Linked DNA regions of Homo sapiens: region 1 is linked to region 2. A link is a loop called in an ENCODE intact Hi-C map of the cell type or tissue named here. Cell type or tissue: chondrocyte. All regions are shown on one strand. Links, peaks and the distances in the headings refer to the core of each region. The heading gives the core; the rest is flanking DNA.

Region 1 (9,498 bases), core at 1,499-9,498, 310 kb before region 2:
AGTAGAAACCTTTGAGTTATTTTTTGGAGGTGAAGAAAAACAATTTAGAGCCTGTTTACTTTTATTTCATCTGTTTCTAAAAGGATTTGTGAATATTTTATCTTGAATTGCATAGAGATAATAATTAAAATTGGGACTTTATTCCAAAGCATCTTGTTTAGATTATCTATTGCTCCATAGGATACCAACACACAAAACTCAGTATCATGTCACTTATGGATTCTGGGCTTAGTTGGGTGCTTCTAAACGTGGGGGTCTCTCCTGTGGTTGCAGTCAGATGTCAGTGGGGACAGTAGTCTTCTGAAGGCATGACTGGGCTGGATGTCCAAGGGGCTCACTATGTCTTGCAGTTGAAGCTTTTAGCTCAACACTCAGCTGGGGCTGGCAGTTGGAGCACCTACAACACAAATTCTTCATCTAACCTATTCCTCACAGCATCTCAGGTAGCCTCAGATTGGTTGCACATCTTACATGGCACATGACTTCCAACAGGTAAGGAGTCGAAGCTGCCAGGCCATTTAAGGGCTACACCTGGAACTAACACAGGGTCATTCGCACTGCATTCTATTGGTCAAAGCAGTAAAATAACCTCTCCAGATATAAAAGAATGGAACAATTAACTCCAACTCTAGACATATGAGGTGGGAGATATTGTTGTGTCCATCTTGGAAACTCAATCCACTTCACATCTTCTATAATGTTTTATATTCAATAAATTTAACATCTGTTCTATGTGTAGATCACATGTAGGAGAACATGAAAATGCCCCTTCAATTATAATGAGCTACTAAAAACTAATGCTACTTTGAGAAGTGCTGTAACAGGCACAGGATCCTGCCTATTTCACCTCTAGTGATAGGCTCCCTGCAAAAGGATCAGAAAGAGTTGTGTCTAGGTAAGTAGAAGGGGTGGAAGGGAATTCTTATTGGGGATTTTGTGCCAAGCACTATGAGATGGATACTTTACCCACACTACTTTTTTTTGTTTTTTAAGAGATGGGATATCTCTGTGTTGCCTAGGCTAGGCTCAAGTGATCCTCCCGCCTCACCTTCCCAAGTAGCTGGGACTATAGGCACACATCACTGTGCCTGGCTTTCTTCTCCATAATTTAATGAGATTTTATAGGTGAAGAAATTAAGAATTAAAATTTTTAAGTAAATTTCTCAAAAATCCTGATACTGTAAGTGGCAAACCACTTACAAACTTAGGATTCAAACTTAGGCCATTTGACTCCAAAGTGTGTGCTTTTTCTACTTTACATGCAAGAGTATTGCTCTCAAGGCTCAGAAATGAAAGTGAATGTCAAATAGTACACTGAAAAAACATAAAACAGTTCATCAGGTCTTTATTCTCATATATATCCTTCTTATAAAGGAAATAAAAATAAATTCTATTTTACTTAAAAAGATTTTTACTTAAAATGTTTTTAAACACAGACACAGATTTGAGCATTTTTATCAGATAACGTTAAATATGCATAATCTGGTTTTGCACTTCTAGCCGAAATAGTGAGGACCATGTTCTGCTAGGAGAAAAAAGGCTTTCAAAAAGCTGTCTGGTTTTATAGGGGTATTCTACTGAAGTAATTCTCAAAGTGTGGTTCTTGGACTGTCAGTTGACCTGAGAAATTGTTAGAAATGCACATCTTCAGGCCCCACCCCAAACCTACTGAATCAGAAACTCTAGGAGTATTTTTGAAAGCATTCTGGATAATTCTAATTTACCTTCATTTTGAGACCCACTACTCTACCAAAAGTCTGTTTTTGAAATATCATATTCAAAATGCAAAGACATTTTAGAGGAGGAGAAACACTGTGGAAATGGGTGTTCATTGTGGCTAAAGAGTTATCTGTGTTGTGCACATGTACCCTAAAACTTAAAGTATAATAAAAAAAAAAAGAGTTATCTGGCTGGACATCACCATGGAGGCATAGACTCAAGCAACTCTAAGATTAAACGGTCCTTTGAAGCTGCCTGTTTCACAGGTTTGTAAATGTCTGATTGGCCAGTGTGTATCTCTGGGGCTCCACCAGAGGTCTCTAGGGTGGGGGGCATAGGAATTGTTAACATCATCATTCTCTGGACACACTTTCTTGTGAAAAGTGTCATCCAGAATAGAACCCAGTTATCAAGGTTTAGTCTGAAAATGATTAAAAGAGTGGAAATTATTGCTTTCCTGGTTCTGAACATTGTACTGATATTAATGTAGCTCTACAATCTAATCACCTAATTGGATAATACGGAGCACATGAAGATAAGATGCCTAGGGTTATAAAGGAGGACACATGCTTCTTACCCAGCTTTCTGGAGCAGAAATATTTTTCCAGAAACATGATATCAAAAGTACATAGTAGTAACTAAATAAATTGCAAAACATGGTCTCCAAACTTTTTATTTTACTTTGTCTATACTGTGGAGCCTAAGCTGACTGTAAGCTCTATATTTTGAAGTTGCTGACAAACAACAGCTCCTCCAATGTTATGCCTGTATGGCTGAGCTTTCAACCTGGTAAGATTTCATCTCTCCCTATGAAATTGTACCTCACTGAGTCACCTTGTCGACTTTACAGCCTGTCCAGATATTATTGTATGTGATTCTGTCATCAGATCCATCTGCTGACCCTCCCAGCTGTCAGCGTCCTCATTAAAGGATTTGTTATATTTTGAATAAAACCAGGCAGACCTTCAAAAACCTCTCTCCACATTTACGTTGTCTGTCCAGTAACCATGTCGGAAAGAGGAAACTAGGTTCTTTTAGAATGATTCATTCTGATATCATAGGAGAAAAAATAGGTTGTAAACTGATGGCAACAGGGGAGTTGACTAGGCCAAGTGCAGACAATATGGCGTGGTGGGATTGTGGGTAAACTATTACAATACATATGTAATACTGTCCAAGGACATTAACATCCAAAAATTTTAAAATACTGCCGACCCAAAATCATATTTATAGACTGTATTCAGCACAGAGTCAGGCAGTTTGATGGCTTTGGAGAGATAAAGGAGTCTGTTTGGCTTGTCTATACTCATTTAAACTGTTCGAATAATTTTTCTTTCAAAGAATTCCATAATATACACTTTTTCCAGGAATCCTCCTTTCAAAGGAGGAATGAAATCCATCATTCTGTATTCACAATACTTAACTAAATCTAGAGTACCATGCTTAATTGGTATAGTGTAAGAGTAAACACTTTAAAGATCATCAACCACAATGACATTTAAGATAATTGGCAACAGTTATTATTTGTTGATTACCTAACATGTACAAGGCTATATGTTAGGTAATAAAGATACTATAAAATTCAAAAGTCCCTGCCCTCTGAGAGCCTGTGATTTCCAATGAAGCAGGCAAAATACACAGAAAATAATAGTAAGAATTCTGGTTTTTATATTTTATATTTTATATTTTAGGTCAACAAGTCTTAATCCTGGTAGCACATTAGGACTACCTGGGAAGCTTTAAAAAAAAAAATACCAATGTTGTGGCCCTACCCCAAAACAATTAAATCAGAATTTTTGGAGTAGGGCCGGGATATGCAAATTAAATTACAGATCTGGAAATCAGATACTGTTAAAATGTAAATTTTGTATATTATGTTTTTCTCTCATATTCTGTACTTCATTTCCCAGCTTTTATTTGAGAGACTTTCCAAGTATTATGTTTAGCATATAGATTTTCACTTTACACAATCTAGATATTCTAGATTTATTTATTTAATTATAAAATATTAGATATAAACCATATATTTTGTTATATAAACAGCAAATCTGTTTTAATACATTTTAATTTTATTTTTTGCCACCTATAAATAAACAAAATAAATTTATCTCTTTTATCCTCCAACAAATATTTCAGTGTCTCTTAGCAAAGAAGTTTCTTCTTTTAAGAAAATTAATTATATCATCTCTACAGCAAGTACATTTAAACAGTTCATCGCTAGGCATTTTAGCTGTTCACTAGCGTGCTCTTATATAACTTGTAAAGGTTGTAAATATTTAAATCTCTTCTAAATTATATTCTGCAATGGAAACAACAGACCTTATTTGGAGGCTGACCATGGAAGTGTTAGCATCCTGGCATCTCTAGTCCCCTCGGACAGCAGCTTTGAAAATTCTGGCCAAAAATCATGCAAACAGTAGTGATACAGTTAACAAGAAAAAGCTTATTCAGTGATGATAGAAATAGTGATGTGGCACAATTGTCTGTTAAACTGAAAAAAACTGTTTTTAATATTCAGGTTGTACTATACTTTTTTACCACGAGAGGTCCCTATATCCTGTTTGGTGTATTCAGGCCATTTGATGTGCATATCAGACTGTTGCAACACTTTGGTATTATTTCTGTCACTCTACATTAACCAGTTTTTTTAACATAGGAGAGCTAAACTTTTATTCCTTAGAATCAGCTTATTAAAAGAATTTCCTTTAAATCTCATCTGGACCTAGAAAATATCAGCATCAAAGGATATAAGAGTGGTGGAAAAACCAGGAAAATAAGTTACATAAAGTGGCAGTGAAATAGAATTCCTTTGGAGGTTAAGTGAAAACACAGGCTTCTTTGTGAGTTAAGAACAAACAATACCACTCCTTTCCATCTTAGGTCTAAATTCCATTTTGTTCAATCAGTGTTAATTAGTATCATAATTAAACATGACTTTTTTCATAGGCTGCCTTAATCATACATGAATAATATTATTTTTATCACTTCAGTTTGGCTATATGGTACTAATCATACTCTTGCCTTGAATGTAAGGAAACATAAATGTTCCTGTGTCTGCTCCTGCACTAATTTAGGTATTCATATGTTGAATACTTGCTCCATGCCAAGCAGAAAGATATATTTCTTGCCTTTAGAAGTTTATAGTTTCTTTGGGGGATATAATTTAATAGACAATTATAATCCATTGTAGTATGTTTAACATAACTCTTCATTTGATTTAATACCTTGACTTATTTCAATAAAAAGATGTTTCTATTTGTATAATTATGTCTCCTATTCCTTTAATAATTGGAGGTTACAAGGGGGCAAAAATATTTTCTCCATGACAGTGATCTTTTGTAGTAAGAGCAACTCATAATCTACCATTGGGTATGTGTTTGTACAGGGCTTGTCTTTTTTAGTTTGTTCATTTCAGTCTGGCTTATGAACAAAACAAGGACATCTCTGTTATGACTTCAGAGAATAATTTTATCTGATTAAATTATTATATTGGTACTCTTTTGAATCAGACATTATTAATTGAGATACTAATGCAATTAACCTAGGTAAGAAATTTAAAATATTGTATTTAAATGCGTATGCCTTGTATTTTTATTCCTTTGGAAATGTTAACAGTAGCTTTTTAATGGTAATTTATATTTTGATCACTAGATGGCACTAAGCACATATAGCTAAGAAAAAATAATTTTTTCTCAAGTTTTCTGAAAGCAAGTCTATGTTTTCAGCATTACACACTATAAATTTTTTTCTTACGTAGCCCATAAAATTCTTCTTGCTACAAAAGCTTTGTTTTTCTAAGTGAAATAATCTCACATCTGACTCCCTTAGGTATAGTAAGTTACGAGAGAGACACAGCCTCTGAAATTAGCAGTCATCCACTCATCAAACTTCTCTATTCTTAGCCATTTAGATTTATTATTATCATCTGTTTCTTAAACTGACCTTTTCTTACTAGTACTTCCTCTTCCCTGGGAAACAGAGAATATATTTTAATTTTTTTAAAGGGCTATTATATAGCCTCTGGCATGTTAAAAATAGATCCTAGAGATTCACACACAGAAGTTCCTGTAGGGCAAAATATAAAAAGAGCAAAAACTTTGTTTTTGTTTTTGGTCTTCTAAATATTATTCTCATATTGCAAAATATTATTTCTTTTGTTAGTTTTGGTCTGGTTATGATATTCATGCAATATATTTTCTGAATCATGATGCTTTAAGTTGCAAATAATAAATAACCTTAATGTTTAAGCTATTACTAAATTGAGTTATTTTACACAACCAGAGGTTGTCCAGAAGTTGAATGGTACTTCCAGTGGTGGTTAGAGTTAGTCAGTGACTTAATCAGAAATCCAGTGGTGGCCAGGCACAGTGGCTCATGCCTGTAATCACAGCACTTTCAGAGGCCCGAGGTGGGAGGATCACTTGAGCCCAGGAGTTTAAGGCTGCAGTAAGTCATGATCGTGCCACACTGCACTCCAGTCTGGCCAACAGAGCGAGACCCTGTCTCAAAAACAGAAACAAAAGCAGAAACCCAGTGATGTCATCAGGGACCCAGGTTTGTTTCCTTTCATATGTCCACTCCGCCATCTCTGGTATATCAGACTCGTGCTTTGTGTTGATGATAACCGCTGCAGTTCTACATAGAATTTATAATCATGGGAAAGTCCAGTAGTAGAAGAGGGGATATTCCCCCCTTTATAGGTTTATTTTTATCAGTGGTATACATTACTTCAGGATCCTGCAGCAAAGTTCTCCTCAGGTCTCATTTGCCATGCCTGGGTCCCCAGCACTTCCTAAACAATTCAATGACAGGAGGAGGGAATAACTGTGATAGGTGTAGACTGATAGAGACCCTTGCCCTTCCTAGCATCACAGACCCCCTCAGAGGAAGATGAAACCCGAAACAATATCAGAGCACTCCCCAGCAAAGAGGGAGATGGATGTGGGGAGGCAGACCACAATATTTGCTACCGTTTTTTGTTTTTATTTGTTCGTTTTTGTTTCACTTAAAGACTCTTCTTCCTGGCCAGGCATGGTGGCTCATGCCTGTAATCCCAGCACTTTGGGAGGCAGAGTGGGCGGATTGTGAGGTCAAGAGATCAAGACCATTAGACCATTCTGGCAAACATGGTGAAACCCCGTCTCTACTAAAAATACAGAAGTTAGCTGGGCGTGGTGGCACACGCCTGTAGTCCCAGCTACTAGGGAGGCTAAGGCAGGAGAATCACTTGAACCCGGGAGGCGGAGGTTGCAGTTAGCCAGAGATCATGCCACTGCACTCCAGCTTGGTGACAGAGTGAGACTCTGTCTCAAAAAAAAAAAAAAAAAAAAAAACAACTCTTCTTCCTGATGTCCTGATATTCTTGAAATATAACTGCCAAGTATTTCAAGTGTTTCACACTGGAGAGAGTCACGGATGTATCCCATATCTAGCTATTGCAGACTCTATCATTCAGTACAAGCTGTTTAACCTTTTTTTTTTTTTTTTTTTTTTTGTCTATGCATGTGTCCTTTTCCTAACAATTAGAGAAAGTAAAATCTTGAATCCTTTTTATCTGCTTACTAGTTCTATCATGCTCTGAGAACAGTATGTGTTATGAATCTAGTAACATTTCAACTAAATCTGCAATTGCCTGCTAAGTACCCACAACTTTAAAGGCATTGGGTCAAGCACTATGGGTAAGTCTGGTCAGGACATCTGGAAACACTGCCACCATCTGCCCTGGAGCTCAGCCAGACCCCGTGGCCACTCTAAAGGGGCAGAGCAAGCAACCCCGCTTCAGTGATGCGAGTCATTCATTGTTCCCTGTCAAATACAGTGCCTTTTGGCCTGTTCTGGCCTATTTTGCACCGATTTTTCCATTTTGATATCTCAGCACTTCTCAGAGGCTATAGAATGGCTCCCCTAGTATAGATTCCATCTGAAATAGCAAACTGTGACTCTGAGGAACTCATCGCCCTTCTTGGCTATTTATGCAAAAGATGTGATCCTGGTGCAATATCTGAGTGTTGATTTGTTTCTTGTCTGTATTCAGCAAATATTCATTGAATAATTAAAAGAGTATTTGTAACAATTGATATTTCAAATGTAAGGTTTTCTCTTACAGCATTTGAAAATGCTGATCATATTGTGTTTCTTGTGTTACCTGTTTTAACAGTTTATCAGTTCTTGTCAAATAGCCAGCGAATATTATCAACTAACATTTTCAAACAATATTGTGTTTTCAAGTAAAGAACTATTCTTAAAAAGCAAGTAGTATTGGCATAATTGCTAGGTCGGTCAAACCTTGTTCTTATCCTTTTAGTTTTATCTATAGATTTGAAAGAGATTAACTTGTTAGAGAATATATTTAGTCAAAAAATGTTTAAAAAGAAAAACCTCATTGATATTTTTATTTTTCAGAAAACTGTGGAATATATTTTCCAGAAATAAAAAGAGATCCAGGCAGATATTTACATAGTTGTCCTGAATCTGTGAAAAAATGGCTTCGACAGCTAAAGAATGCTGGGAAAATTCTTCTGTTAATTACCAGTTCTCACAGTGATTACTGTAGACTTCTCTGCGAATATATTCTTGGGTGAGTGATGAGTCATTCAGTTTTCATTGTCTTATGAAATACAGATAGCAAATTAGACCAGGGCTTTTTTAAAAGTGTCAGCCATGACCATATCATTATTTTAAACAATGCTGAGTGACAAGTTGATTTTTTTTCTCATGACATACCTCAATCTCTGCTGACAGCAGCCCAACCAAGTACATTTTAGCAAAGCAGTGTTATTGGGGACCAGTATGCTCATAGCTCACCGAATGTCCAGGTTTTAGGTTTTCTAGAAGGTGGTAAACTGTATATCCTTCAGTTTTCCATGAATTTGGTTTCTCATCTTTGGACGATGATTGAGGGACTCTGAGTTGTAGGTTATACTCCTCCACAGATACCTGGAGTACAGCCACTCTTTAGTCATTTCCGTGCGGAGCCATGTATTTTACTGTTTAACACAGCCATGATGGGATTGAATTCATGAGAATGAAGGCAGTATAATTGCATAGACTTTAAAGTAAGACAGACTTGATTTCAAGCCCCGCTCTGCAGTTTACTGTATTACCTGGGGCAGGTTTTATAACCTCTTTAAGCTTCAATTTTGCCGTCATAAAAATGGTACAGTAATTCCTTGTGGGTATGAGGGGATATTTAAATAGCATAATACAGGTAGAGAATTAGACAGGAATAGTTGATAGACTTCAGTGTGTAAATACTTATTCTTGTGGGAAATACCAGGAAATGTCTATGGTCAAAGCGAGATTCTACCTGAGTCATTAGGTCTCCCCTAATGTTTCCTCAAATTCCATCAAATACCGAATTGCCATGAGTATGGAGCAAGTTTGAGCCTTAAAACCTACCTTCACCAGCCCTTTTAGCATCATGATTTCCATGTTCCTTAGCATGTGTGGCTTTAGTTTCTTCTATGGTATGCTTAGAATCTGTGAGTAGAATTCCTGCTTTCTGAATAATATACAGGCTGATACATAATAATGCATCTTTTGGGTGAATTAAGGCTAAAGTCCTGGATGTCTTAGAAGGTGCCTCTCATAGAGACATTTGCTATCCTAGTAGTGGGCCCATGCTTTAAAATGAACAATCTGGATTTTAATTCCTTTTTTATTAGCATAGATAACCATAGTCTTTCTTCATCTTAATTTCTATGTATTGCTGTTTGGATTTGTAAAAGTATTCTAGAATGTTGGGTAAATACTGTTTCCCCCATTGTAATAGTGAGTCCT
Region 2 (8,000 bases), core at 1-8,000:
CCCAGCTACTCGGGAGGCTGAGGCAGGAGAATGGCGTGAACCGGGGAGGCGGAGCTTGCAGTGAGCCGACATCGAGCCACTGCACTCAAGTCTGGGCGACAGAGCGAGACTCCGTCTCAAAACAAAAAAAAAAAAAAAAAAAAGATTCCCATGCTATGTGTTAAGTAAATGTGTATGCTTTTTTTCTGTTGATCTGTCTCATGTCAATTTAATTCTCAGGACAACTTTAAAAAAAAATCCTAAGAGGATAGAGGTGAAGTTTTGCCTTCCCTACAGTTTCATAAGTCAGTTTCACATGAGTTTCATCCAAATAACTTAAACAGCAGAAATAAAACCAATAATCTTCAATGCAAAGGCAGAGCAGCCTAGATATTCATGTGCTGGGATACCCGGAAGATTCAAAACTTCTCCCCTAGGAGGGAGAGCATTTGGACCAATGCCTAATGCATGCAGGGCTTAAAACCTAGATGACAGGTTGATAGGAGCAGCAAACCACCATGACACATGTATACCTATGTAAGAAGCCTGCGCGTTCAGCACATGTATCCCAGAACATAAAGTAAAATTTAAAAAAACTTCTCCCTTAGAGTATTTTTAGTAATAGAGCAAAAATGACATCTACATGCAGCCAGATTTCTTGTAAGTCCTGATTATGAACAAAAATGGAAGATGGACATTCATAAGGAAGGTGAGAGGCAGTGCTAAGTTATTTAGTGACTTGCAGAATTTACTAAGAATCAACCCCTAAGAGATTCTTCTCTGTGATGAAAGAAAAAATAATATTATGCAAATGCAGTCATAATAAAAGTTTAAGGGTAATTCCTCTGCAGGTGCTTTGCCTTCATGTTGGAACTCTGCCATAAACAGTGGATGTGGCCTTCTGGGTTTGATCCAATCAGTCTCAAAATCCACAAAGCTTGTGGCTGTACACATATGCTTTTCCACAAAAGAAAATTTCCTACATTTTTCCTTTTTCACCCCTCCCAGAGGTACAAAGCGGAATAGACCAAATGGGTGAGTGATTACATAAGGCAGTTCTTGCCTATTCAGTGGGGAGAAACAAGCCTAAGTGGTTATGCTTGTTTAAACAAGTTTCATGTTTTTAATAATCTATCTGCCATATTTCTGGCCCAAATTGTAAGATGTCTTAAAATAATTTATAAATTGTTTTTGCTGTGAATATTCATCATTTTTTAAATATTGAGAATTTTATTACCACAAAGAATTTTTCTTTCCTTTTAATTGATTTCCGCTCCCTTCTCTACTCAAAACTGCTACTAAATAGGAAAATGGTCTGACATTCAGCTAACTGTGATGCCAGCCTTCTCTGGAATGTTGTGTTGTGTTGGGCTGTGACTTCCATGGAATTCAATTCCTGTTTACCAAGGGCTCCCACTTATTTTATTTTAATATAGTATGTTGAAAAGAGTGGAAAAAAGAAAAGCAATTCAATAGGCTCTTACAATTAGGTTTTGAGTTAGCCTTTGAAAAACAGGACGAGCAAAGAAAGATTTTATTTTTAGGCTTATCTGATAAGTTTCCTTTGTTGTTGTAGTTGTTGAGGGATTACAGGGATTAGTAATCTTAGAAAAATGTTGAGAATGAGGCATATACGGTGTTTTACCCTTGGGTCCTCCCCTGCCTACACTGTGCTGAGAACTGCTCTCTCTGACCGGGTCTCCTGTTTCTACCTGGTTTGTTGTGAACCTGTGTTCTCCACATTTGTCCTGACTCTTCAGGTGAATAACTGAGCCTTTCACTTGGCTTTGCTGCAACCCTTCAGCTCTGTGCGTGGTAAGGAATGCCTGGGTTGCAAATCTCACTAGACCCTGGGGACTCTGTTCCGTTCCAATACCTGGGTTTCCTACTTCAATCTTTTGGCTGGGGTGGGAGGCATGTACAATAACAGCTAATTTCTCAAATATCTATTTACATGTTATTCTAAGATAAGACAGTGGCGAGATATTAAAAAATTTTAGAATCTTTGTAACTAACAGAGTCACAACTGTTGGCTGTCTAATGGAAGGGAAATATGGGGTAGCCTCCATGCACCCTCCTGCTTCCCACCCTACAGTTAGGGATTTCCTGTCAGGCTGCTTTTGGTAGACAGAGCACTGTGCTGCTCGAGGTAAAGTAGATTGGAGCTGAGTGGAAGTTGTCCACCATTCGTATCTGCCTTCAGTGTCTATGTGGAGAGCACAGAACCCCCTCTCCATGTCCTGCAAGGCAGAAGTTACATGTCATCTGGTGAGGTTGACAGGTAGGCAGTTGCAATGATGTGCCTTCCACCCTCATGAGGTGAATGCAGCATGAATGAGTCACTTTTTGAGAGGACCATCAGCAAAAATCAGTCTCCACAATATCAGTGAGAGATTTTAACCAAGTGAAGGGCAGAGATTGAATGAAAATAAACAGGTTCCAGGTCTTTTATTTTATGGCCCCCAGGCTGCATTTCTGAGCCTATACCATAAAGTAAGTTGTGTGTAAGAGGAGTGTGTGCGGAAGAGGGTTGAGGAATGGAAAGCAACTCTAAAACTGAGTTTTACATATTCATCCTAGTAAAAGAAAGAACATTCAGAGGACAGGAAAAAAAATGCCTCCCCATTTTATGCACAGCATTATGATGGCAGCAAAATTCAAGTGTTGTGCATCATACTGGGTGCATTACATCTAGACTTAGACCCAGAATTGTGAAATATGGTGACTTTTAGAGAAGTATTTGTTTTTAAGATGCATGTTATTTAGAAAATGAAGGAAGCCAAATATAATTAGAAAAAAAAAGCAAAGTAAGTAAAATACAGAAGCATAAGGAACAAACCACCCCCCCTCCTTTTTAAGAAAAAGGAAAAAACAGCCTAAGATATGTTACTGTCTCTGACTTGAATGCCCTGGTTTAAGTTCATTTCATCTGGGCACTTTTCCTATTCACATTAAAAATCAGATTGTCTCTGCTAACATTCTTTGAAAAAAGAAAACACACAGAATGTCAAGAGAAAGGACTGAAAAAGACTTAGAAAAAAGAGTAACAAAAGAAAAAGCCCCACAGGATTAGATGACCAGAGCAAACTTTTGTAATTGGTTCCTTTATAAGAAGTTCAAAGGGAAACCTAATACTACCTATTGTAGCACAACATCATTTTTCTTTGGAGAATTTAGTTATCTCCCTTCTACCAAAGCGTTCCTCTGAGCTCACTGTTCTGAATAATGTCTGCCCCACTCTTGCTAATGGTCTAAAATATTTACTTTGCATTAACAATGTGGTTTCACTTGACTGCTTCCAAGTGCAGAGTCATTTTATTTTGAAGTGTTTGCTTTCTTTATTATTATCTGCAAATGTATAACAAAGACAGTTTTGTCTACTTCAATACCTTACAGTTAGCATACTAAATGGAGTCTGCAACACTAGTTACGTGCCCCAAATTCTAGCTCTGAAACAAAGAAAAACAAACACCAGCATCAGTAACATAAATAATGTGAGCAGAAGGTTCATAGATAAAGTGAGACTCATATATATATATATATATATATATATATATATATATATATATGTTACTAATTTCCTAGACAAGAAGAACAAGATATTTGTCAATTACTTTGCCCTGTTTTGGAAAATCTTGGAATGTTTTTCATACCCAGATTCCCTTCCTGAGGGGCTCCCTATGATCACCATGTTCTATCTAATTATCCTGCCATTCTGGCCACAGTTAATGGATTAGGGTGGGCATTGTGAGCCTGGACAGTCAGTTCATAGCTTGGCTAGAGCCCTGGAAGTGACCTAGCATGAAACTCTACTTAACACAGGGCTAGTGATTGGCTGGACAGGTTAAAGACTCTCTTTTTGGGACTTTAAATATGAAACACATAGAGAAAGTCACAGTTTGGGTGATTGGGCAGAATGCAAATGACACCCAGAGAAAAGAGAGTAAGCAGAAGCCATGAGGCAACAAAAACTGTGAAACACCAGAAGCAGTGAGGTGGAGAGAAGGAAAAGAAAAATGGAAAGATATTAGTAGGTAATTATAAGAGCAGAACAAGCAGAGAAGGGTTGAGTCATGAAAATGGCACAGGACTGAAGTAGAGAACCACAAAGACTTGCTGCTGAGGGTTCAAGATAGACTAAAACTGTAAGGATTTTCCCATTTTGGTTCTTTCATGGGGTCTGATTATCGTGTCCCAGAATATCTCTACAATAAACCCTAAAGGTCTGACATAAACCAAATGCTGGTAACCTAAAGGAGTCTACCTAACACAATTTGGCTCCATGATGAATTTTAGGATAATTTTCAAGCATTTTCCATAATAATATGAAATGCACTATGTAATGATTTGGTTACCTACTTAATATTTGCATTTTAAATCACAGTTGACCTCAGAGTAGCAGAATGAATATCCCTCTTCTGAAACCTTCTACACTCATATAATAAATAATGGAAAAAACAATAATAAATATACAATTTAATATAATTAAAATTTATTTATATTTAATTTATATTTAATTTTAAAATATAATATAATAAACAATAATGGAAAAAACAAATGTTTCAATAAAATTACCAAGTTGAGTTCGCTGTCATTATTTAATAAGAATCAGTTATTGTCCTGTTCAGGATCCTACCGCAGTTTAAATCTTGTTGCTGTGGATTTGTTATTGTGAACAACCAGGTACTTTTAGAGCACTGATTTTCAGTGTAATGAAAATTGCTTGAAATAAGAGGGCTGCTTCTGCATGTAGTGTTAGTATTGAGCAGACAGGGTAGGAGTCTTTCATTTAAAGACAAATGTGGAGCACTGCCCTCTTCTGGACAGACTAGGAGGAGCAACAGGGTGTAGATGTGAAAAGTTCTTCTAGTATTTTCTCTCTTTTTTGTCTTTTTTTTCCTTTTTCTGGAGAACGGGGTCTCGCTATATTGCCCAGGCAGGTCTCGAACTCCTGGGCTCAAGCTATCCTTCCGCGTCTTGCCTCCCTGAGAGAGGGAATTACAGGCGTGAGCCACCGCGCCCGGCCGGTTTTTCTAGTATTTTCTAAGTTCACTTTAACAGTATTTAATAAATGTCAACAGGTGTGGATTTACCTGGTGAACCAAATCCCAAGAATGCTATAAATGATCCCTCCTTTGGAAAAACTTACAGATCTGATGGGGAAATGAAATTGTAAATGAAAGGCAACTTCACTGGCTAATACAATAAAGAATCAAATTAAACAAAATTTACTAGTATTATCATAACTTTGGGAAACTGTATTACTTCCACTTTTGTGAAACATTTTTGCTTTCTTTAGATGTAGACTGGAACTATGTACAAAATAAGCTGGTCAACAGCAAATCGTTGGAAGATCAACAGGCACAAAACACGATAAAATTGAATCTCACAAACTGATTAAAACATTAAACTAAAATGCAGACTTACATTGCTCTGCTTTCATAATAAAGGTAGGTTAAGTAAGGTTAATCATGGGTTCCCTTACCTTTACAAAGTTGCTTTGTCATTTTTGCTTACTTATCTTAACATTACAACTCTTGCTTCACATAATGCAAACTAATTATCTCCCTTTGGCACAGAAAGATCTAATGAACATTTCAGAACGTCAACTTGGTTAATTTAAAGCCTATGAGACCCACTGGCAGGCTTTAAGTCTAAGCCCCCAGCTACATCTTTCACTGGGTGGTAGCTTAAGGGCCAGTCTGCCATTTATCCTTGCATATCACCACCTTGGGCTTCCACGGAAGAAAGTATAAATTATTGGCGGGTGATATTCTGGAGTTCTTGGCCACAGTGTCATTTAACAGCACTTCTAACAGCAGTCAAATAGAGACAGTAGATTTATAGTCATTGGAGGGATTGAGAAAGCGAACATAGATTTGGTTGCAGAAGTTGAAGAAATTTGTAGGAAAAAAGAGGTAGTGGTTGTATTTAACAAATTTCACAGTATTTAACAAAAAGTCTTTATTTCAGAAGAAAAGTTTGCACACTGAAAATTGTGCTCTTCAGCCTATTTTGTGTCTTCAGTGGCAAGAAGTTGACACCACTCTAGCAAGAAAAACACGTGGCTTCATTTGCCACCTCTTCCTTCCACCAGACAGCTAGAGTTGCACTGAGTGGCCAGAATAATTCCAGCGTGAGAGAGCAGGTAGGATAGGGTCAAACGTGAGGCCACCAAAATTTAAAACGGCAATAGAAATGTAAGTAACAATCAGGTTGGCTCGGCTCATGCCTTCTGTACTGGTTGTCAGATTATTGCCTCTCAGCTTAAAACCTGCTGTTCAATGCCCTACTTGTAACGCTAGAGCTCCATCATGCAGACATTTCTCCTTGGCCAGAAGAAGGTGCTGCAGGGACACTGCAGGAAGAAGGGGCTTTTCTTCTGTCTCTAGCGTGCCTTTTGTTGGCTTGCTCCTGCTGTGAATTGTGACTGGCAGGGCATAGAATACCCAGTGGCCTTTCCTTCCTAACTTGCTACTTCCAGCTTATAGTTTTCTTACTGTCCCCATCAGCCCACTTACACCCTAATGTGAGTTTCCTGATTGCAAGGTTTAGCCCATTGTTCCCTGCCGGCAGTCTGAGTCTAGCAACACAGCAGCCTTCTCCACTATCCATAGTCTGTAATCATACCTTCCCCAACAAGATTTGAATCCCAGCCTTAAGAAGTGGAACTCTGTCTAAAAAGGATTCCTCCTTTGGGTACTCAACTCTCACCCATAAATTCTGTAGTGCGTTTTTTTTTTCCCCTTTCTCAGTAGCTAATCCCCTATAAATAGCTAATAATGTTTTATATTCAACCTTTCATTTTGAAATGATTGTGTGATTCCTGTCTCCTGACTGAAACCTCTCTGGCTCGCCTTCCAAGCTGTGGGACTCCCCTCTGAAAATGTCTAATAAAATCAGATTTGGACATCCTTGTTGAAGTGTCAAATCAGTGCTTCAAATCTGTATTGGAGATTGGAAATCTATAGCCCTCATGCTGTCTCCATTCTAAAGCAGCTCAGGAGTTTTGGCTTGAAATATTTTCATTCGTCCTATAGATTCAGTCATAGCAGTCTTGTGCATTCAGATCAGAAGCAGAAGAAAAAAAAATATGACTAGTATGATTTGCTGAAATTTTTCTGTGTACACTCAACTCTAATCTCAAATGGAACATTTTATTGAAATAAAAATGATTCACCCACTGGGAAAAAAATTCCCCCTGCTATTCTGTTTTCTCTCTGGATTATGTGCCTAAATCTTTTGTCCTAGAGTTTATGCTTACAAAATTCACCACTTAGATTTACTTCCCTGCTTTAGGCACCCTCATTCATATTGCTTCCTATGATCATTTCCTTGATTTTTTATTACTCATCCCCCAAAATCATTGCTCACATTATTTAATTAAGGTAAAATTTCAATTTATACTATAAAAGAAAAGTTCTCTTCTTTTGCTTTCCAGAATTTCCAACAAGTACAGTATATTAGATGCTGATTTTTTAAACCTAAAAATCGGGGTTTCAAGTTTTTTAAGTCTTTTTATGCTGTATTTAAAAATCCCTTCTTACTGTGACAACAAAGTAATGTGATATTTACACTGAAAAATGATAAATTCCCCCACGTCCCTCAGAGTAATCATCATATTGACATGGACCTGAGAGCAAAAAGCTTCTCAACTTTGACAAACATAATTTGTGCAAGGCCGAGCAGTTATAAACATTGTCAGTAACTAGAAGGTATGGATGGATGCTCTGCAGGAGGCTTTGGAAGCTACATTCACCACACTCAGCTATTTATGATTATAATTCAATGTGCAGATGATAGCTAGTGAAAATAACACCTGAAATTCAGAAGAATGACAGCTGAAAGAGGTCTCTTCTGACAAATATGGAAACCAAAGTTTGGACAGCTTAAGCAACTTGCTTGGAGTCACACAGTGGGAATGTGGATCAGCAGGATGTGGACTCTTCCTTTTTAATCTCCACTACATTGGACATGGTTAGGCCAGTGCTCATCTACTGGTGAGGATCACAGCTCCTTGT

What was found. A loop is a pair of places that touch in the nucleus more often than their neighbours do. Peaks named below come from ENCODE experiments on the same cell type or tissue, not always from the same donor. Only the 100,000 strongest peaks of a DNase experiment are listed, where the experiment ranks them.
Region 1: a loop joins it to region 2, with 6 times the contacts of the local background. A loop is called at or near these places in 21 of 110 quality-filtered maps.

Annotation. Positions count from the first base shown.
Region 1 is chr6:116,212,933-116,222,430 of GRCh38, forward strand. NT5DC1 (5'-nucleotidase domain containing 1) reads left to right here. Exons shown (of 12, transcript NM_152729.3): 7 at 8,122-8,296. It also overlaps a transcript of COL10A1 not described here. Among named protein-coding and RNA genes, the nearest start is that of TSPYL4, 36 kb to the right of the region's middle. In chondrocyte, for the core only: CTCF peaks have their summits at 4,249 (motif pointing right), 4,459, 5,370 (motif pointing right) and 5,582; no DNase peak of the experiment used is centred there.
Region 2 is chr6:116,527,397-116,535,396 of GRCh38, forward strand. The region is part of intron 3 of TRAPPC3L (trafficking protein particle complex subunit 3L); the gene reads right to left. It also overlaps a transcript of CALHM4 not described here. Among named protein-coding and RNA genes, the nearest start is that of TRAPPC3L, 14 kb to the right of the region's middle. In chondrocyte, for the core only: CTCF peaks have their summits at 4,809 (motif pointing left) and 5,030; no DNase peak of the experiment used is centred there.